Linked DNA regions of Mus musculus: region 1 is linked to region 2. A link is a loop called in an ENCODE intact Hi-C map of the cell type or tissue named here. Cell type or tissue: left cerebral cortex. All regions are shown on one strand. Each heading gives the region's core, and the rest is flanking DNA. Links, peaks and the distances in the headings are about the cores only.

Evidence for each region. Peaks named below come from ENCODE experiments on the same cell type or tissue, not always from the same donor. Only the 100,000 strongest peaks of a DNase experiment are listed, where the experiment ranks them.
Region 1: it touches region 2 in a loop (1.8-fold over the local background); 7 of 42 quality-filtered maps call a loop at or near these places.

Annotation. Positions count from the first base shown.
Region 1 is chr3:88,896,110-88,906,895 of GRCm38, forward strand. It overlaps Gon4l (gon-4-like (C.elegans)), which reads left to right. Exons shown (of 33, transcript NM_001242372.1): 22 at 1-462; 23 at 1,996-2,251; 24 at 2,781-2,965; 25 at 3,821-4,018; 26 at 5,469-5,612; 27 at 6,648-6,791; 28 at 6,873-6,992; 29 at 9,343-9,453. Gm40091 (a long non-coding RNA gene) reads right to left here and starts at 3,648. Exons shown (of 2, transcript XR_867449.3): 1 at 3,563-3,648. It also overlaps the pseudogene n-R5s197. In left cerebral cortex, for the core only: no CTCF peak of the experiment used is centred there; DNase peaks (open chromatin) are centred at 4,821 and 9,298.
Region 2 is chr3:88,849,105-88,859,890 of GRCm38, forward strand. It overlaps Gon4l (gon-4-like (C.elegans)), which reads left to right. Exons shown (of 33, transcript NM_001242372.1): 4 at 5,501-5,691; 5 at 6,522-6,596; 6 at 6,711-6,761; 7 at 7,315-7,365; 8 at 8,024-8,122; 9 at 9,283-9,402; 10 at 9,785-9,955. Among named protein-coding and RNA genes, the nearest start is that of Gm23054, 8.4 kb to the right of the region's middle. In left cerebral cortex, for the core only: a CTCF peak has its summit at 4,406; a DNase peak (open chromatin) is centred at 7,763.

The DNA of each region.
Region 1 (10,786 bases), core at 1,786-9,785, 47 kb after region 2:
TCCAGCAACTTTCCCAAGCAGGACATTGGGGAGGAAGTGAAAGAGGAATGCTCTATGGAATTAGACAGTGAGTCCCCACAGGAGAAGCCGAGTAGTGCCAGTGAGATGAGCAAACAGACAGTCCTGCAGAGGGAAGACATGCAGGCTGCCAAATCCCCTTCTGTGCCCCAAGACGCTGCTGCTGAGGGACGAACAAGTAGTCATGCAAGCAGAGGACTGCCAAAAAGCACTCTGTCCTCCATGGGCCAGGGCGGGGGGCTGAGCGGTCCTCCAGGGAAGCTTGAGGACTCGGCCAATGCTGACGGCCAGTCTGTGGGAACCCCAGCAGGACCAGACACTGGAGGGGAGAAGGACGGGCCTGAGGAAGAGGAGGAGGAGGACTTTGATGACCTCACCCAAGATGAAGAAGATGAACTGTCATCAGCTTCTGAGGAGTCTGTGCTCTCTGTCCCAGAGCTCCAGGTAAGGGCCAGCGCGGCTCCAAGTAGAATGGGGACTTGGTACAATGCTTACTCTATTACATTATAGCCATAAACCCTTACTTGACTTTTGAGTATCTGTGGAACATAGTTTTGACCTCTGTGTGAATTGCTGTGTATAGGGGACATGTTCTTTGAATTGAACTCATTGAAGTGTTAATTTGAGTTACTTGAGCACACTTAATTTTTTTTTAAATGTTTTACGCTATTCATTAATTTGTATGGTGAGTCTATGTGATGACATGTGCAGAGGTCAAAGGACCAGGTCACGTGGCTATCTCCTTCCATCATGTGGGTCCCAGGAGCTGAGCTCTGTGGTCAGACTCGATCGCAGGTGTCTATACCTGTTGAGTCGCCTCACTGACTGCCTAGAACATACATTACATGCCACAAAAACAAACAAATAAGCAAGCAAACAAAAACTCTTCATGGCAAGGACGCCATGGGTAAAGTTACCTGTCGCTCACCCTGGTACCACGTGGTATAATAGAGACTGACTATCATGAATTTTCCAGGGACCCGTCACATGTGCCATGGCATTCATGTTCCTCGGGGCTTGTACACAGCCATCAGCAAGTGTGACTTTAAAATAATAGCCCATAAATGCTGGAGAGATGGCTCTTCACTAAGGGTCACTTGTTCTTCCATCAGATGGCAGGTTTTAGTCACAGCACCCACATGGCTACTCTTGACCCATAGTAACTCCCGTTGGAGGGAATTTGATGCCATTTGCAGGCATGTGGTGCACAGATCTACACACATGCAAAACTTAAAAATGATACAGTAATAATTAAAAATAATTTTAAATAGTCATAAGAATTGAGGAATAGCTAAACAGTAGAGCTAGTGTACCTGTCGGGTATGGTGTTGCACACCAAGTCCCAGCACTTGCAAGGCAAAGGCAGGCAGATCTCTGCGTTCCAGGCCAGCCTGGTGTATATAGTTAGTTCCAGGACATCCAAGCAAATCTTGTCTTTAAAAACCAAAGCAAACCAAACCAAACCAACGTAGCACATGTACTTAACATGTGCAAGGCCCTGATTCAATCCCCAGCCATACAGAGATGAAGCAAAGGAATAAATAGAGGAGAAGGAGAAGAGAAGGTATAAAAAGTTGCTAAGCAAAGCTGTCCTCAGGACCTCAGGCTTCTCTGGTTCTCAGTGTTGGCCCTGCTTTGCCTCTGGCCTGGCTGCCTGCCCTGCGGTGTTCCCCAAAGACTTGCTGTTTCTCCTGGCCGTGTGCTCATGGTTCCACTCCTCTCTCCTCTTCCTCATTTTCTCTGTCTTAGCTTTTCTGCCATGCACCAGCAGGTAACTAAAAAGCCTGCCTATGTCTAATCCCTCTGCTAATGGTTGTAGCCATTTTTATTCAACCAGTATCTTTAAATTAAGGAACAAGGTTTGCACAACAAAAGATGGCATGCAGGAGAAATCACTCATAAGTAGACCTTCTGGTACACATTTTATCATTACAATGCAGAGCAGCAGACAAAACCTCAACAAAATGGTGCTTTTAGGAAACAATGGAGAAACTGACTTGGCTGGCATCTGAAAGGAGGATGAGTCAGGAGGGTGAGTCTGAGGAAGAGAACTCCCAGGAGGAGAACTCTGAGCCAGAAGAAGAGGAGGAAGAAGAGGCAGAAGGAATGGAAACCTTGCAAAAAGAGGATGAAGTGAACGATGAAGCCGTTGGAGATGCTGCCAAGAAACCCCCTTCTACCTTGGCCTCACCTCAGACTGCTCCAGAAATAGAGACCAGCATAGCCCCCGCAGGTAAGTGCAGCAGCTCTCCAAGCTGCATTGCCCAGAGACAGAGTGCAGAGTGCGCTTTGTCACCTGGAGCTTCTCTTCCTTCCCCAGACAGACGAGAACCGCCCCTCTGCAGAGCCTTAAATCCTCATCAACACCCGGTTTACACTAGGTTGCCCTTGTTTTTTCCGTGGTTCTTGCCTCTTGTGTGCCTGAGGCTAAGAGCTGTTTGGCCTTCATGTTCCTCCTTCAACTTCTCTTCTGTCGTTTTTAGGTAGCTCAGGTGGTATTTCTGTTAGGCCACCTCTCCCCCTTCCCAGCCTTGGACTCCTTTCTCAGCTGCAGAACTCCTGGTCAGCTTGCGTCCCGGACACTGTTGAAGGGCGTGTGGTGCACTGCGCAGTGCTGGTGCTGTCCTGGAGGCTGGCTCTGCTGCTGACCTAGCTATTCTTCCCTAGCTGTGCCGTGATATTAGTCGGAGTGCACGGGGTGGCCTTTACGCTGGATAGCACAGTTTCAGGGATTGAGAAGGAATCTTTTTCACTACTCCAAGGGGAGAGCATCAAAGCTGCTGGAAAGGGACGGAGCAGTCATCGGGCTCGAAACAAACGGGGAAGTCGGGCTCGGGCCAGCAAGGACACCTCCAAGCTGCTGTTGCTGTATGATGAGGACATTCTCGACCGGGACCCACTCAGGGAGCAGAAGGACCTGGCGTTCGCACAGGCTTATCTCACCAGGGTAGGCAACTGCTGCCATTCCTGTCAGTCTGCGCATTTGTAGCTGCTGCTTTGGAGGAAGAAGCTTTAAACATGATTGGGGCTGGGGGTGGGGGTGGAGGTAGCTTAGCAGCAGAGTACTTGTCTAGCATTCTAGCATGGGCAAGACTGGGTCAGCCCCAGCACAACCAAAAACTAAGTCTTTTCTCTAGGTGCACAGTAGACTTTGTGTCTGCCACTGCGTTCTCTAACAACCGGCAGGAGACGTGTGGCTTGGTCATCGGTGCCCCTACCCTCACTCATCTCACCTCTCTTTCACGCAGAGATTAGGCTATTGCCCCCCTCAATGGCAAGTTGTGACTTCCCAGATTGGGCTGACATAGGACCTTCACTGAACACTCAGGGTGTGCAGGCTGGGAGAGCTGGGCTCGGGAGCGAACCTCGGTCTTGCGTGTCTAGGCACACTGTGCCGCTTCCTCCTTAGTTAACTCAGCAAAGGGAGGCCCTCCGAGGGGTAGGCATGACTTTTTCCTTCTGTTATTGTTTTAGTAACATTCTAAGTTTGTGTATTCTGTACCTTGGTATGACGTGTCTTAGAATTCATATCCATATGCCTTACCTGGATGATGCAGTGCTGAAGTCAGAACCCGTGAAAATCAGTCCCTGGTTTTTAAAGGGTTAAAGGCTGTCCAGTTGCCCCTCCGAGGAAAGGAGTTGTGCCTTGCTGTTTGTTCTGTGTGTTGTTACTCCTTGGGTCAGAGGAGTGCCTGTGAAGGGAGCTCTCAGAGCCGTGTGAGCACAGCTGCCTTCTGTGCCCTTGTCGGTTAGGATTGCAGGCCCACAGAAGGATGCTGACCAGTGCAAGTATTCCTTGTAGGTACGTGAAGCTCTCCAGCACACCCCTGGCAAATACGAAGATTTCCTTCAGATCATCTATGAATTTGAGTCAAGCACCCAAATGCACAGCGCTGTGGATCTCTTCAAAAGCTTGCAAACCCTTCTCCAAGACTGGCCTCAGCTCTTGAAGGACTTTGCTGCTTTCCTGCTGCCTGAGCAAGCCCTGTCGTGTGGACTCGTAAGTCCACTTTGACGGGCAAAGACTTTACAGCTGACTCCGGGGCAGAGGCAGAGGGGCTCCAATGCAGCCAATCAAGACAGTTCCAGTTTTCCCGTTTGTTTACAGGGTTTTATCTGTAGTACAAGTGGAGATCTTGATACGTCACACTCTGCCCTCCCTTCTGAAAAGTACATTTAAAAATTTTTTTAAAATATATGGACTTTCTAGGTAGCCCCTGTTGGCCTAGAACTCATTGTTTAGGTGATGCTGCACGGAGATCCTCCTGCCTCTGCCCCTCAAGTGCTGGGATTAAAGGCGTGTGCTGTCATGCCCCATCTCCTTTATACTAAGCAATTGTTTAGTGTCAGACAAATCTTGATGCTAACAATAGCAATTAAAAAGATATTAATTTCTCTGCCCTCAAAAGAGCCTTCAGTCTCAAAAAAGTCTGTAACATAAGATCATAAAAATAGTCAAGTATATAGTACATTATCTTTTATGATGATAATTATTTCACAGAAAACTAGAGCAAGATAAGATAAGCAAGAGACTAGAGAATTGTAAATGGGCAAGGAGATGGTTTGTGTGTATGTGTATGTCTGTATGTAATGTCTATGTATGTCTGTGTGTGTGTATGTGTGTGTCTGTGTGTGTGCTTGTGTGTGTATGTGTCTGTGTGTATACATGCTTATAATTTCAGCACTCAGGAAGCTGAGCCAGAATGATTGCTGCTGATTCATAGCCAGCCTAGGTCTGATGCCTGTTCAGAATTCTGGATTCTGTGGTCCATAGTGAAAGCCTGTCTTCAAAAAGACCAAGAGTTGGAGACTAAGAGTTGAAATGGGAGGAAACACATGTTGTGCGTGGTGACTCCTAAGTAATTCCTGTGCTTGGGAGGAAGAGACAGGGAGTGAGAAGGGGGTGGGGGAATGAATATGAATATGCAATATCAGTTCTAGACTAGTCTTCTTGTTCTGACAGGTAGAAAAAGAGACAGGAATAAAGAGTAACCTCATCATTTTGACAGATTGGTGCTCATTTTATGGTGGCTTAACTATACATTTAATGTCCATCTTCCCTCTGGCTTTACTATTGAGGATCAAAGGAACTTATATGTAGAAGTAATTTGTACACTCTGACGTTCCATTTGGGTTTAAATATCTTATTTTATAATCCATAAAATAAAATAATGAAGAACTTTAGATATATATATCTCTTATTTGTTTTGAGATAATCCTCATGTGTACCCCATGCTGACTTTGACCTTAGAATCCTTCTGTCTCAGCCTCCTACTAGTAAGAGAGAGATACATATCTATTAAATCTTTCACATAACCGTTTCTTGGATTTTAAATAGACACCTGTCATGAGCAGTGCCTCTGACCCATTGCTCTTAGCTCTTCTCAGAGCCTTCCTGTCCGGCTTAGCTGTATAGTGACTCCTTTCTTGTCTTCCTTCCGCTCTGATAGTTTGAGGAGCAGCAGGCTTTTGAGAAAAGTCGAAAGTTCCTCCGGCAGCTGGAGATCTGTTTTGCCGAGAACCCCTCCCACCACCAGAAGATCATCAAGGTTCTTCAGGGCTGTGCAGACTGCCTTCCTCAGGACATCGCCGAGGTGCTTCCCATCCCACTTCCCGGCAGCTTGTTCCTTCCCGCTCGCTTTATTGATTCTATGTGTATGGTTGTGTTATGTACATATCTTTGTGCATCAGATGCATGCCTGGTGCCTGCAGAAGTTAGAAGAGGGCATTGTATTTCTTGGAACTAGAGTTACAGATGGTCATGAATTACCATGTACTGGGAACCTATCCCGGGCCCTCAAGTGCTCTTGTCTCCAGCACCCATGTCCTGCCTCCTAACCGTCACTTCTGTACCTGCCTAATGTGTTCCATATCATTTCCCTCTGGAGTACCATAAACTAAGGAGATGCAGAAAGCAAGGGTGTTTTTTGACTTAGCTACTATAGTATAGTATGAAGCAGAGGGACAATCCAGAGCCTGACTGCCACTCATCAGTGGTCTAGGAGAGAGGTTGAAGAAAGTGGGTGCTGAAGGGTTTGCTTATGCGGGGGACCAGTCAGGCAGGAATGGATAGTACTGTCTTTGGGAATTGCATTTGTGACTAATATTCTCCCTCCCTACCCAACTCCCACCGCTGTAGGCAAGCAAGCAGGGAAAAGCTTGAAAATTCTTATTTATCAAAGATAGGATGCATGGGCCGAGGAGATGGCTTACCTGGTAAACTTGTTAGCTGCCTGGTGTCTTAAATTAAACCCCTGAGACCTGAATGAGTTTGTGTTAATTAATTACTTTCCAAGGCACACAGTGGCCTGTGCGCACTCACTGCCAAGCCTGAATACCTGAGTTTGCTCCCTGGAATCCACATGGTAGAAGGGGAGAACTGACTCCTAGAAGTTGTTGTCATTTGAGTTCCACAGGTGTGCTGTGGTTTACACACACACACACACACACACACACACACACACACACACACACACACACACACACTTAATTTAAAAATAAAATAATTTAAAAATCAAAAAAGTTAGTTAGGCTCTGTCGAAGGCAGAATGTGGGCTTCATGGGGACGGGTTTAGCGCAGTCTAGGGGTGTTCTGCTGATGTCTTCTTAGCCTTCACAACTTTCCCCAGCTCAAGACACAGATGTGGCAGCTCCTCAGAGGCCACGACCACCTACAGGATGAGTTCTCCATCTTTTTTGATCATCTGCGCCCAGCAGCTAGCAGGATGGGTGACTTTGAAGAGATCAATTGGACTGAAGAGAAAGAGTATGAGGTATAGGTTGTCAAGGGGAAAGACTGCCTGGGGCAGGGGTTGGATCCCCAAGTCTACTCACTGCCACCAACTCTCATTTAGTTTGATGGCTTTGAAGAAGTGATACTCCCTGATGTGGAAGAGGATGAAGAGCCCGCCAAGGTGTCCACAGCCTCCAAGAGCAAGAGGCGAAAAGAGATTGGGGTCCAGCATCAAGATAAGGTATGCATGCTGTGGGGGAAATAGCTGCTTCTTTCTCGCTGTGAATTCTACTTTGTACTTATCAGTGGTGTGTATAGGATAGCTGCAAGTCTTAAGCTTGGAGATGCTTATGGGGCACACACCACAGGTGAGGCTGCCGTGGAGGATCCATGAGTAGTTGGGAGGAGCACCCATCAAGCCTCGTTAGAAGGAATCACAGCCAGGCATGATGGCATTCCTACCCCTCGAGGCTGAGGCAGGCATATTGTGCTGCTTCAAAGGTAGCTTAGGCTACATAGTGAAACCCTCCCTCAAGAAAGAAAGGGAACAAATACAAAACAATCAAGCAAAATACCCCTAGGTATTTCATGCTTTTATCCTAGCTCAGAGCTGCCATGTTTCTTACCTTTGGGGTTTTTTTTTTAACTTTTTCCCCTGGAAGAAATAATGATAATTTACAACTGGCAAATGTAGCAGTTGTATTATACGTGACAGCATCATATAGGTTATTAATTAGTTCATGAAATTGTCATATCAATACTGCAGTGGGTTTTACTTATGTAACTGAAGTGCATAGACAAGCTAATGCCAGAGTGAGACTCTTCATCTGTCAGTGTTGAGCTACTGATGTATATGACTTATTTCTAGTTGGAGAGTCTGCTCATACTTAGTACCAGAAAAGCCTTGGGCTAAGATGGATCACAGCCTGGTGACAAGAGATTGAAATCAGGTCCCTATGGTCAGACCTCCATATGTATGTTAGTGTGCATGTATGCACATATGTGTATGTAGTAGATGTAGTAATCTTAGAGAACAATGTGTTTCTGTGTAGGAAAATGTCAGTGTGAATGTAGGTGCACACAGAGACCGGAAGAGGCGGTTTATGTGCCTCTTACTTTGCGGACTCCTAAACTTAATTTCTCTGCAAGAGCAGTACGTAATTGCTTTTGCTACCGAGCCATCTCTTTAGTTCCCCCAAATTAATTTATTTCTAAAGATTTGTTGTTGTTGTAGTAAGTAGAGCTTATCTGTGTAGCCCTGGCCCTGGAATTTACTATATAGACCAGCTTAGCCTCTAGATTAGCTGTTTGTCTTCCTGATGATGTAATTAGAGGTGTTGGCGACTCTGGGGAGTGTTTGTTGTTTTACGTTCATGTATGTTGTGTGTATGGGGAATGCATGGACGCCATGGAACATTTTTGGTGGTAGAAGAAGACAGCTGGTTTTGATTTTCTCCTTCTGCCGTTTGGGTTCCAGGGACTCAACTCCGGCTCTCAAGCCTCAGGACAGGTTCCTTACCCACTGAGCCATCTCACTGGCCTAAGATGTTGTCTATCTGCTGTCTGCCTGTCTTTTTTTTTGGGGGGGGGGCTGTGGGGGGGTTTTGTTTTATTTGATACATTGTTTCTCTGTGTAGCCCTAGCTGTCCTGGAACTCAGGACAAGGCCTACTTTTGCCTTCCCAGTAAGGGAATCCAAGGCAAATCCCTCCACGCCCAATCAGAAGTCTTTAAATCTGTGGGTTTTCTTTTGTTTGCTTTTAAATTTAATTTATATGCTTACATGTTTGTCTGCATGTACATCTCTGTACCAACCATATTGTGCCTGGTGCCCATAGACGTCAGAAGAGGCCATCAGAGAGCCACCATGTGGGTACTAGGAATCAAACCTGGATGCTCTGAAAGAGCAGCCACTCTCTTAACTGCCAAGCTGTTTCTCTAGCTAACCTCTTTTAAAAAAAAAAAAAAACAAAAACCTATTTATTCATTTTACGTATATGAGTACACTGTAGCTGTCTTGAGGGCAACAGATCCCTTTTACAGATGGTTGTGAGCCACCATGTGGGTCCTGGGAATTGAACCCAGGACCTCTGGAAGAACTGGCAGCACTCTTAACCCCTGAGCCATCTCTCCAGCCCTCTAGCTAGCTAGCCTCTCTAGCCTCTTAAAGCCACATTTCTTTAGTGTCTGTCTGCAAAGCTTTTGAGTAAATAAATGGCCTTGAGAACTTGTGCATCGAGTTAATTACAGTTCTCGGGTTTTGGCTTTATTGAGTAGAGTCACTGTACAAAGCCATTTCTAAGAGTTTAGAGAATACACCAGGAGTCAGAAAGTCTGACCTGGATCTACTCTGGAGTTCCCCAGTGCATTTCTTCTTTAAAATCTGTTTGACTTAAGTTTGTCCTGGGCCTATGGCATGCCTCTTTCTTTGGATCATTGTGGACTCTTCAGGGATTCTTAAGGGACTGTAACCAGTGTCCCCTCAGTGATAAGATGGTACATTCTCAAAGAGGAGTGGGAGGCCTCTCAACTCAGCTGTTTCTCTCAGTTCTGAAAGTAGTGGGCGGCTAAGGAAGCCGGGGTTTGTTGTAGGACACCGAATGGCCTGAAGCAGCCAAGGACTGTTCCTGTTCCTGCCATGAGGGAGGTCCCGAATCTAAGCTGAAGAAGAGCAAAAGGAGAAATTGTCACTGCAGCAGCAAGGTGAGAAAGGCGCTTGATGTGGGGACTGCCCAGGCCTCGATGTCACTGCAGATGCTGGGGCTTTGTTGGCATGGGGCTGGGGGCTCACACCCTCCTACCTCTGCTCTGCCAGCTGGGAGTGAAGGTGTGTGCCAACACTCCTCATAGGTGCTGTTCTGCTACTACAGGTTGGTGTCTTTTTGAATTTATAAAGTGATCATATACATCAGATTATATGCAATACACAGATGTGCACATACATAAAATAAATGGACCCTTCTACAAAATCTAAAATGGAGCCAGATGCCTGGCCTGTAAACTCCGCATGAGAAGGAGGTAAAAGCAGGAAGATCAGAAGTTCTAGGTCATACTCAGCTACATCACAATTGTGAGGGCAGCCTGGGATGGTAACACCCTCTCTCAAAGCCAAAGGACATGGGCGGATTTTTCCTTTTGTTGTCATGGTTTGTCTTGTTGTTTGGTCTTGAGACAGTGACTTGTTACATAACCCAGCTTGACCCCAAACTCACCATCCTTCTGTCTGTATCTTTTGAGTTTTAGGACTATGGACATAAATCCCACACTCAATTTATGTGTAGCTGAGATCAAACCCAGGGCTCCTTTTATGGTAGGCAAGCACTCCACCGATTGAGCTACATCTTCAGCTTTAGATTTTTTTGCCTTTTTTTCTGAGGTGATGTTGGTTGCTTTTAAATTTTTAAGATAAAGCCTCATGTAGCCCTTGCTGTATTGACCATGTAGTGAGCCTTGGACTCCTGCCTCCACTGCTTAAGTGCTGGGATTACAGTTGGGTGTCTCTGTATATCCTTGACTGTCCTGGAATTTACTCTATAGACCAGGCTAGTGTCTAACTCACAGAGATCCATCTGCTTCTGCCTCCCAGGTCTTGGAATTAAAGGTATGCTCCCCAACTTCCTATCTGGATTTTCCTTTTTAAACAATCTATGACCTACGGCCATACCACCCTGAATGCACTCGATCTTGTCTGGTCTTGGAAGCTAAGCAGGGCGAGGCCTGGTTAGTATTTGAATGGGAGACCACCTGGGAATACTGGGTGCTGTAGGCTTTTTTTTTTTTTTTTTTTAAGGAAAAAAAAAACAGTCTTTGATTTGAATATGGTGTTCACATCTTGGGAGACAGAGACCAGGGGCTGGGAAACAAACACTGTATAGCATGGAGCGAACATAAAGCCTCAGTCTCAGAACACTGGTGGTTGGAGGGATAGTGCAGCAGTTAAGAACACTGGCTGGCCTTCCAAAGGCCGTTGCTTCTTTTCCCTGCACCTACACGGCAGCTCACAACTGTCTATAACTCCAGTTCTAGGGGATCCAGT
Region 2 (10,786 bases), core at 1,297-9,296:
ACTCATTGTCCTTCTTTGAACATTTTATTTATTGTGTGTGTGCGCAGTGCTTGTGTGGCAGTGTCCCCGTGGAGATCAGAGGACAGCTTGTAGGTTACATCACAGCCCCTGCTCCCTCACCTCTGCCTCTCGTCAGGCAATGCAGACTAACAAGTGTCAGCTTGCTCTGGGTTGTCCATTTCCCTTTCCCCTTCTTTGTGGTGTCTGTATTCTGAGAAAGGTTGTCATGGAACTCTGACTGGACTGGTATTCGGGTTGTAGCCAAGGATATTTATGACCCTTGTGTGTCACCACTTCTCACAGTCTGTGCTTCTGGGGTAATAAGGAAGTGCTTGGTGTGTGCTAGGCAAACTACCATCTGTGACATATCCTAGCCCAGTCCTGCTCTTCTCCCGAGGATTAAAGGCATGTGCCACTGCCACCCAGCCTTATAGAGTTTCTTAAATCTGTGATTTGGTGTCTGACTGTCTTGCTTCTGCCTCTTTTTTTTTTTCGAGACAGGGTTTCTCTGTGTAGCCCTGGCTGTCCTGGAACTCACTTTGTAGACCAAGTTGGCCCTAACTCAGAAGTCTGCCTGCCTCTGCCTCCCGTGCTGGGATTAAAGGTGTGCGCGACCACGCCTGGCTGCTGCCTCTTAAACTGTGGGAATTACAGGTTTATGTCATTCACTGAACCCAGGGAAAGCACCATTGTGCCTATATATATTTTTTTTGGTTTTTCGAAACAGGGTTTCTCTGTGTAGCCCTGGCTGTCCTGTAACTCACTCTGTAGACCAGGCTGGCCTTGAACTCAGAAATCCGCCTGCCTCTGCCTCCCAAGTGCTGGGATTAAATACGTGTGCCACCACGCCCTGCTGTGCCTAATTTTTATGTGCATGCTGAGGATTGAACTCATGTTTGTATGGTAAGCACTTTACCCATTAAGTAAACCCCAGCTTTCATAAGGGGGTTCTTTTAAGATTTATTTATTTTTATTTTATGTATATGAGTGTGCCTGGTGCCTGTAGAAGCCAGAAGAGTATGTCTGGTCCTGTGGAACTGGAGTTAAAATAGTAATGGGCTACTGTGTGGGTGCTGGGAGCTGAACCTGGCTTCTGTGACAGAACAGCTAGTGTTCCGAACCCACTCTCCAGCATCCAGTGTGCTTTGTCTTAAACATAGAAGATTATGTTAATCTTTTTTTGTTGTTGTTTTTTGTTTTTTGGAGACAGGGTTTCTCTGTGTAGCCCTGGCTGTCCTGGAGCTCACTCTGTAGACCAGGCTGCCCTCGAACTCAGAAATCCACCTGCCTCTGCCTCCAGAGTGCTGGAATTAAAGGAGTGCGCCACCACGCCCGGCTCAGATTATGTTAATCTTAGTCTTTGGTAACTCCATGTTTTTCAAATAGCAGCAAACTAGAGATACCAGAGAGGGATTTGCCTTGTTGATATGTCTGTGATAATCTCTTCTAATTTGTCAGAATCCTACAGCCAAGTTTTCCCATTTGTCAGATTATATGTGCTGCTTTTCTGTAGAGCAGGGATACTTTACCTCCCTCTCTCTTGTGTAAGTTCAGAGGATATGTTTAAGTTATTGTTCCTTGTTTCCTTTTTATAGCACAAATGGTGTGATAATGAAACATTATTGTTGTTGTTTTTGTTGTTATTTTGAGACAGGGTTTCTCTGTGTAGCCCTGGCTGTCCTGGAGCTCACTCTGTAGACAAGACTGGTCTTGAACTTGCAGAGATCCATCTGTCTCTGCCTTTTGAGTGCTGGGACTGAAGGCATGCTAAATTACACTCAGCTGCTAAATTATAGTTGTGTAGTATATTTCATTGGCTTTAAAATACTTGGATAAGTTTTGTTTCCTTTAATTTGCGTCAAATTCTTAATGCATGGTTAGCCATATTTTACAAAAGAAAATATTGGAGACTCCATTACCATGGTATGTGAAATTGAGACCCAAGCCTAGGTTTTCTGACTTTATCTGATCTGTATGGATCAGATAAACAGTTTTACTGCAGGGTCTAGAATTAGAATGTTTGGCTTCAGTATATGATTGATATCTAGTGTAGTATCATTTACCTAAAATCTAGCACTTTGGAAGATCAGAAGTTGCAGAAGTTGAAGGCTAGCCTGGGCTAAATATCAAGGATCCTGTGTCAGAAACAAAACAAAACAAAAAACCATTATAGCACCTTTGTGTATGTGTTCTTTAAAAAAAATTTTTTTGGAGGGTGGGCCTGGTGTGGTGGCATGCGCCTTTAATCTCAGCTCTTGGGAGGCAGAGGCAGGTGGATTTCTGAGTTTCAGGAAAGCCTAGTGAGTTCCAGGACAGCCAGGGCTACACAGAGAAGCCCTGTCTCACAAAAACCAAAAAAAAAAAATTTTTTTTTACTCTTAGTTCATTATATATATACATGTGTGTGTGTGTGTGTGTGTGTGTGTGTGTGTGTGTGTGTGTGTGTGTGCATGTGATGTGGGTGCCCTTGGAGACCAAAGCTGTCACTTTGGTTACAGGCAGTTGTGTGCCACCTGATAGGGGTGCTGAGATTCAAACCTCAGTTTGAGCAGTACATTCTCTTAATCAGTGAGCCAGCTCTCCGGCCCTTTTATTTTTGTATTTGTTTTTGAGATAGGATCTCACCTCTGCTGGCCTATATCTCAACTTGAAGCACTTCTCTTGTTTCAGCCTTTAAGGTTATGGGAGATTATAGATATAAGCTTCCAGGAGTGGGTCTCTTGGTTTTTTGGTTTTTTTTTGTTTTTGTTTTTGTTTTTTTTTTTTTTTTAAAGACTATGTCTCATGTAACTCAGGCTGGCCTTGAACTCCTAATTCTTCTGCCTCTATTCATCAAGAACTGGCATTATTGGTATGTACCATCTTTTTTTTTTTTTTTTTTTAAAGATTTATTTATTTATTTCATGTATGTGAGTACACTGTTGCTGTCTTCAGACACACCAAAAGAAGGCATCAGAACCCATTACAGATGGTTGTGAGCCACCATGTGGTTGCTGGGAATTGAACTCAGGAAGAGCAGTCAGTGTTCTTAACCACTGAGCCATTTTCTCCAGCTCTGGTGTGTACCATCTTATTCATTGTTTTTCTCTTCTCTTCTCTTCTCTTCTCTTCTCTTCTCTTCTCTTCTCTTTCTTTCTTTCTTTCTTTCTTTCTTTCTTTCTTTCTTCTTTTATTAAAGGTTATATATGTTAGAAGTGCTAGTATAGGAAATGATATCATATCCAGATATTCAACACATACCAAATCTAATTCTAGACTCTGCAGTGAAATTGTTAATCCACACAGATCAGATAATATGTCAAATTCTAGATTTCTGTACCAATTTAATAAATTAACTATGTTACCATGGTGATGGAATCTCCAGTATTTTCTTCAGTAAAATACATCTATCTTCCCACTAGGGACCTTATGCAAATTGAATGAAATAGGTTGTATGTATGTATGTATGTATGTGTGTATGTATGTATGTATGTATGGGTTGAATATGTATTGTTTAGGGAGTGGTGCCATGGTGTACCTATGGATGTCAGAGGACAACTTGGAGAAATTGGTTCTTTCCTTTTGCCATGTGGGTTCCAGGGCTTGGCAGTTAGGCTTGGTCTCAAGCCCCTCTTATTTTTTATATTTTATAAATATTTTCCTAAGTCTCATTTAATATATTATCCTGTAGATTTCATTTCTTTGTTTGTTTGTTTGCTTGCTTGTTTTACATGCCAGTCTAGCGGCCCCCCATCTCAGTCTCCCCCTCACAGAATCCCTCCCCATCCCCCATTCCCTTCTCCTCTGAGAGGGTAGGGACACCCTCCCCCATCCCCCCCACCCTGGTTCATCAAGTCTTTGCAGGTTTAGGCGCATATTCTTTTTAAAACTATATGAGATAAACTTTTTGCCTGCATGGTTATTTGTACATACGTGCCTGCTGCGACCACAGGCAATCAGATCCCCTGGAGCTGGAGTTACAGACACTTGTGAGCCACCGTGTGGATGCTTCTAATTGAAGAGAAATCAGTGCTCTTAACCACTGAGCCATTTCTCTAGCACCCCTCTCGTCTTCCTTTCTTTCCATACAGTCTTACTGTGTAACCCTGGCTAGACTGAATCCTGCCATGTAGACCAGGTTGGCTGTGAAGTAATAGATCTGCTGCCTCTTTCTGGGATTAAAGGTGCATGGTCAGCATGCCCAGAAAAGCAGAGGTTCTTTCTTTTTTTTTTTTTTAAGATTTATTTATTTATTATATGTAAGTACACTGTAGCTGTCTTCAGACACACCAGAAGAGGGCATCAGATCTCATTATAGATGGCTGTGAGCCACCATGTGGTTGCTGGGAATTGAACTCAGGACCATCGGAAGAGCAGTCAGTGTTTTTACCGCTGAGCCATTACCCTACAGCCCCCAGGGTTTCTTTTAAAAAAGAAATTATTTTATATGTATGAGTGTGCTATCTGTTTGTATACCTGCATGCCAGAAGAGGGCATCACACTTCAGGATAGATGGCTGTGAGCCACCATGTGGTTGCTGGGAATTGAATTCAAAACCTCTGGAAGAGCAGTCAGTGCTCTTACCACTGAGCCATCTCTCCAGCCCAAGCAAGGTTCTTTATGTAGCTCATATTCTCTCTGTACTTTTGTGGCCTGGAATGTGTGATCCTCCTGCCTTCTTGTCCCAAGGTGCTAGAGATTTGCCACTAGATCTGGCAGGGATACTTCTTCTCTGTTTCAGTTTTTTAATCTGAACAATGGGAAAATTAATAGTCTCTATCAAATAGGTTGCCAGGATATGTTTTATGAGTGTCAGTTTTTTCTCTTCTTCCTTCTCTCTCTTTTTTTTAAAAATGGTTTTAGAGCTTTGTTGTAGAAAAGCAGGGGAAAGAGAAAAGGTAGAAAGAGAGAGAGAGAGAGACCAGCCATGGCCAAAAGGAGAGTAGGGGAAAGGGAGAGAGAAAAGAAAGGCTAGAGTAAGAGGGAGAGAGAAAGAGCGTTTGGTTTTTTGTTTGTTTGTTTTTGTTTTTGTTATTTTGAGACAGGGTGTTTCTGTCTAGCCTTGACTGTCTTGGAACTCTTTCTATAGACTAGGCTGGCCTCAAAATCAGAGATCTGCCTGCTTTTGTCTCTGTCTATAGAGATCAGATTAAAGGTATGTGCCAGTACTTCCTGGCTTGTGTTAGCTATCTTGTTTTGTTTTATTCGAGACAAGGTCTCACTATTTAGCTCTTACTGGCTCTTCTGGAAATCACTGTGTAGACCAAGCTGGCCTCTGCTTCCTAGTTCTGGGATCGAAGGTGCTCACTACCAGTGCCTAGCTGAGTGTTAGCTGTTATGCCTAGTTCCATAGTACCATTGCCAACTTCATGATAAACCATCACTGCTGCATCATGCTGTTTGGTTTTCTGAGTCAGACAGCAGCCAGGTTGGTTTTCTTTCACTGCTGGTTTGGACCGAAGTTCCTAGAGGAGTATTTTAGGAGATCCTGGTGATGTTCTTCTTGGTTCATTTGCAGAAGAGCAAGACAGTGAAGAAAGTGATAAAAAGAAAAAAACTAAAAAGGGTACTAAGAGGAAACGAGATGGAAAGGGTCCGGAGCAAGGGACGATGGTGTATGACCCGAAACTGGATGACATGCTGGACCGCACCTTGGAGGATGGCGCCAAGCAGCACAATCTGACGGCAGTCAATGTCCGAAACATCCTGCATGTGAGTCACCGTGGGCTGCTGCTCAGTCTGCACGGAAACTTCCAGAGAGAGCAGATACCTAAGCCCTCCACTCCTGCTTTGTGATTGGCAATTTTGTCTTCTGTGTATGACAAGGTGTTTTACATCCTGAGATAGCTGCCTCTCTGCACTCAGCATGCACTCAGTACACACCTGTGATGAGAAAATGACCTACCTATACTTCCTTCCACTGAGTAGATCAATAATGGACCAGGTCAGAAAAACAGCTATTGTAGTTGGTAGTGCTTTGTACATATGTAAGGAATGCCTTTGAGAGCTAGCAGAGTATTTGCTTAGTATGCACAAGCGTGGCCAGGGTTCTATCCTTAGCAAGATTTAAAAAAAAAAAAATGCCTTTGATACCTAATTCTCTTCCACCTCTTACCTGGTATGCATATTCCTGGTTCCAGTAGCAGGTAATGAGTGGGGCCATTTGCTGTTACATTGTTTCAAGGATTGCATTTGTCTTCTTTCTCTCTTTTTTTTATTTTTTTTGGTTTTTGGTTTTTGGTTTTTTGAGACAGGGTTTCTCTGTAGCCCTGGCTGTCCTGGAACTCTGTAGACCAGGCTGGCCTCGAACTCAGAAATCTGCCTGCCTCTGCCTCCCGAGTGCTGGGATTAAAGGCGTGCGCCACCACACCCGGCTGTCTTCTTTCTCTTTAGTTGCCTCACTTGACCCCAGGTTGAAGCTGTTTGAGAATCTAGCTACTATTTATCCTCCACAATTGTAGCTGCAGAGTTATGTACAGTTGACTATAGTCCTGATGGCAAAGCCTTTGGCCTAACGTGGGATTTCCTCTCTCCCCCCCCAGGAAGTAATCACAAATGAACATGTTGTGGCTATGATGAAGGCAGCCATCAGTGAGACAGAAGACATGCCGCTGTTTGTGAGTAGCTTCGTGTCAGGCTTTCCAAGTGTGGGAGGCCATGTAGGCATTTGTAAACAACTTGACACATCTCAGACTTGAAAAATGACATCATAATTGTATGTCCCTTCTTAGGAGCCTAAGATGACCCGCTCTAAACTGAAGGAAGTAGTGGAGAAAGGAGTGGTATGTGTTCTGGAGTTTCTCTTTATCTTGGGAAGTAGAATCTCGTTCCAGGTTATTCACAGAGAAGGAAGTCATGAACGACTGTGGCCTGGGTTTGCCTCTTGATAGAATTCTGTGTAGGCTGGGACTCTTAGCTCAGTGTGATCTTGCCTAATATACATGGAATTCTGAGTGTGAGAGCCCCGCCCAGTTTTTCCTGAGGTACCCTGGCACGGGTCAAGGGCGTCCAGGCTTCATCCTTGGGTAGTGCTCCCTTCTGCTAGCTATGAAGCTTTGGTGGTGTGGTGGTGGGTTGCTTGAGGCAGGTCACATGTTATGACCCAGGCTGACCGGGATCTTACTGAGTAGTCCAGGCTCTTCTGAGCTCTTGACATTCTTCCTCTGAGCCCTGCAAGTGCTGGGATCATACATCCTGCAGATACTTTAGTGTACTGTGCTTAGTGACAGTCAACACTTATAGCCCACTCTAGCTACTTACTAAGCAGATGGCTCTCTCTGATTATTAGTAAAAGGAAAAACAGCTTCATGTTATTACGTGCATTCTTTTTAATAGGTAATTCCAACTTGGAATATTTCACCAATTAAGAAAGCCAGTGAAATTAAGGTAAACTTAGAAGCAGTCATTGTTACTCTTTTTCCAAAATACTTCATCAGTTTTGAAACCTAACTATTTCTTCTGTATTCACTATCTTGTAGACCTGTCTTCTTTTATTTACAGGTTTGGGTTTTTCCATTCTGTTACACCTAACCTTCTACCTTGTGGAATTATACAAATACTGCCTGTGTTATTTGATATGGCTGTACATTACACTCATAGAATTATTATCTCCCTAATATCTTCACTTTATTTTCCAAATGTGTGTGATCTGTGCTTCCCCTCCCTCCCTCCTTGCCTCCCTCCCTCCTTCTCTTTTTCTCTCCCTCCTCCTCTTTCTTTTTCCCATCTGGCTGCTGCTGCTGCTGCTAGAAGCCAGAGCCTTATGCATAGTGAGCATGCATTCTGCCCCGAGCTTTCTAGTCTCCCACCCTATTCCGTTTCTTTGTCTTTGTTACTTTATATTTATGTATTCACGTGTGTGTGAGTGGAGGGAGCGCCTGCCATGGCCTGTGCAGGTTAGAGGACAGACAGTTGTGGGAATTACTTCTCTCCTTCTGCTATGCTGGTCCTGAGGGGGAACTCAGGTCGCTGGGCTGTGCCTCTAGCTGCTGAGCAGTCTTTCTGGAACCCCACCCCCACTTTCGTGTGCGTGTTTCTATTAAAGCAGCCTCCCCAGTTTGTGGATATTCACCTTGAAGAAGATGACTCCTCAGATGAAGAGTATTCGCCAGATGAGGAAGAGGAGGATGAGACAGCTGAAGAGGTCAGCGGGTGCTCATTGTTAGTAGAGAGTGAAGCTGGGCTTCATAGGAAGGGCTGACTTGGGGAATTAGTGTTGTCACCCATTCTAGGGAGATGATTGAAGCATGCTTCTCCTAGAAATTGCTTTGCTGTGAGGTGTTATTGTGTTCTTTAAACTCCCTAAATATTTAAATATAATTATGAAGTATAACATATAACACAAAGGTGAACTATAGTTTCAGTACCTGGGACGTGCAGGTGGGAGGGTCAGGGATTCAACTTTATCCTTAGCTAACAATATGTTTTAAGCCCTGTTTGAGAAACCAACAGACAAGTTGTACCCCAACCCTGAAGTCTTGATGGTAGCTACTGTTTCTTTATAGTTACATCAGCTCTATACCTATCACCTGGTGTGACTTCATGTATCCCCTGATAGAGACCTTTATGTACTGTGGCGTGAGTTTTCCTGTTCATGAGCTTTATTGTTGTTGTTGTTGTTAATTTATTTTATTTTTTATTTTATTTTTGAGAAAGGGTCTCATTATGTAGCTGTAGCTAGCCTAGAGTTCCCTAGGTATATCAAGCTAGCCTCAAAGTCATAGAGATCCTCCTGCCTCTGCCTCCTGAGTGCTGGAATTAAAGGTGTGAGCCACCACGGTTGGCCTTTTATAAAAAAGGTTTTCTTCTTCTTTATGTTTGTTTTTTTGTTAATGCCTTACCCTTTAACAGTTTATGACGAGATGAGGTGAAAGATTTGATTCCTGCCATCTTTCCATCTCTAGGCTATTAAGTCATTGAAAATTCATTTTTTTCTGTGACATATACAATTATTATATGCATGACATATTCTTTCTATGACACATATTATATATGTGTGTATGTATATATGCATGTATATACCTGTGTGTGGGGTTGTTTGTTTGTTTGTGTGCGTGTGCCACAGTTTGGTGGTAGAGATGAGAGGACATTCTGATAAGAGTAGATTCTTCCCTTCTACCATGTGGATCTTGGGAGTTGGATTCAGGTTGCCAGGCTTGGTTGCTTACACCCAGTCTTCTGCTGTGCCATCCTACCGACCCAAATCCCAAATGACTGGTATTTTGTGCTTTATTCTGTTGTGACATTTCGTGCTCTGGACGGAGGTTGGGGCACACACATGAGAGCGCCCTGGGTTTGTTTTAGAGCTTATTGGAAAGTGATGTTGAAAGCACTGCTTCGTCTCCACGGGGAGTGAAGAGATCCAGACTGCGGCTGTCTTCTGAAGTGGCCGAGACAGATGAGGAGAGTGGCATGTTGTCAGAGGTAATCAGCGTCAGACAAGGAGACTTTACACACTAGATGAGCACTGGCTGCTTTTTATAAGTAGCTGATCTATCAGTGGGATTTTGGGTTTTCATTTTTTTCAAAGTTCCTCAAGGGAATGAACAGTTAAGAGACGACTGAGACCTAGTCATGGCAGAGAAGTTTTCTGAGTTCTCATGTGTTACATACTATCTTTAAAGCCAAGTAGTGTTCTGTTTGCTTCATTGGAAATAAGATGATAGCTAGTTAGATCTGTGTGTTGAAGTTGCCATTCATCTGTCTGCATCTAGAAAAGAGGAAAATGGCCACGATAAGTGCATGTGGAAGACCCGCCTTTCCCTCTCCCTCCTCTCTTCCTAACACAGTGTCCTTTTTTAATCAGGTTGAAAAAGCCGCCACCCCTGCCCTCAGGCACATCAGTGCTGAGGTCGTGCCCATGGGGCCTCCACCTCCTCCCAAACCAAAGCAGAGCAGAGACAGTGTTTTCATGGAGAAGCTAGATGCGGTGGATGAGGAGCTGGCCTCCAGTCCTGTCTGCATGGACTCTTTCCAGGTAAGCATCGCCAGGGAGTTGTCGAGAGAATAACTTACCGTTATTTACTTTCTGCTCAGATAAGGCTGTGGGGCTGACAGGGATGACAGTTTCTTCTTAGGTGGGTGTCCCGTTACTGTTTGTCTTTGATTCTCACGCTTTGTGCTGCTGCTTTTTCAGGTAAAAATGCAGTACTTTTGTTGTTGTTGTTGTTTATTATTAATTATTATTTTGTTTTTTGAGAGATCACCTGCCTCTGTCTCCCAAGTGCTGGGATTAAAGACACCCAGCCTGGCTTTTTTTTTTTCTTACTTTCTGTTTTTAAAGACAGGGTCATAGTAGGTAGTCCTCGAAGGAAGTCTTGGGACTTGATAGGTAGACTGGTTGGCCTTAAACATAGCTCCCTAAAATGCTGGGATAAATGGTACACACCGCCATGCCCAACTGAGATTGACAGGTTTTAAGAAAGGAATAAACAGTGGGACAGTATTTAAAATTAGCAAGATAAGCTGTGCATAGTGGTAGATGCCTTTAATCCTAGCACTAAAAACAAAATTAAAAAAAAGAAAGGTAATGTGAAGACAAACCTAGAATATTTGAAAATATTTACAAGCTGCATTTTGATCAGAGACTTAAAACTACAATCAATTTAAAGAACATAAAATTCTGGAGCTAAGAGATGGCTCAGTAATTAAGAACACTGATGCCAGGATTGGTGTAGAGCACTCCTTTAGCTCTGAGTTCATGGCCAGCCTGATCTATGGAGTGAGTTCCAGGACAGCCAGGGAACCCTGTCTCAGAGCAACAAACAAAAGAAAACAAAATAACCCCCCACCCAAACAAACAGAATCA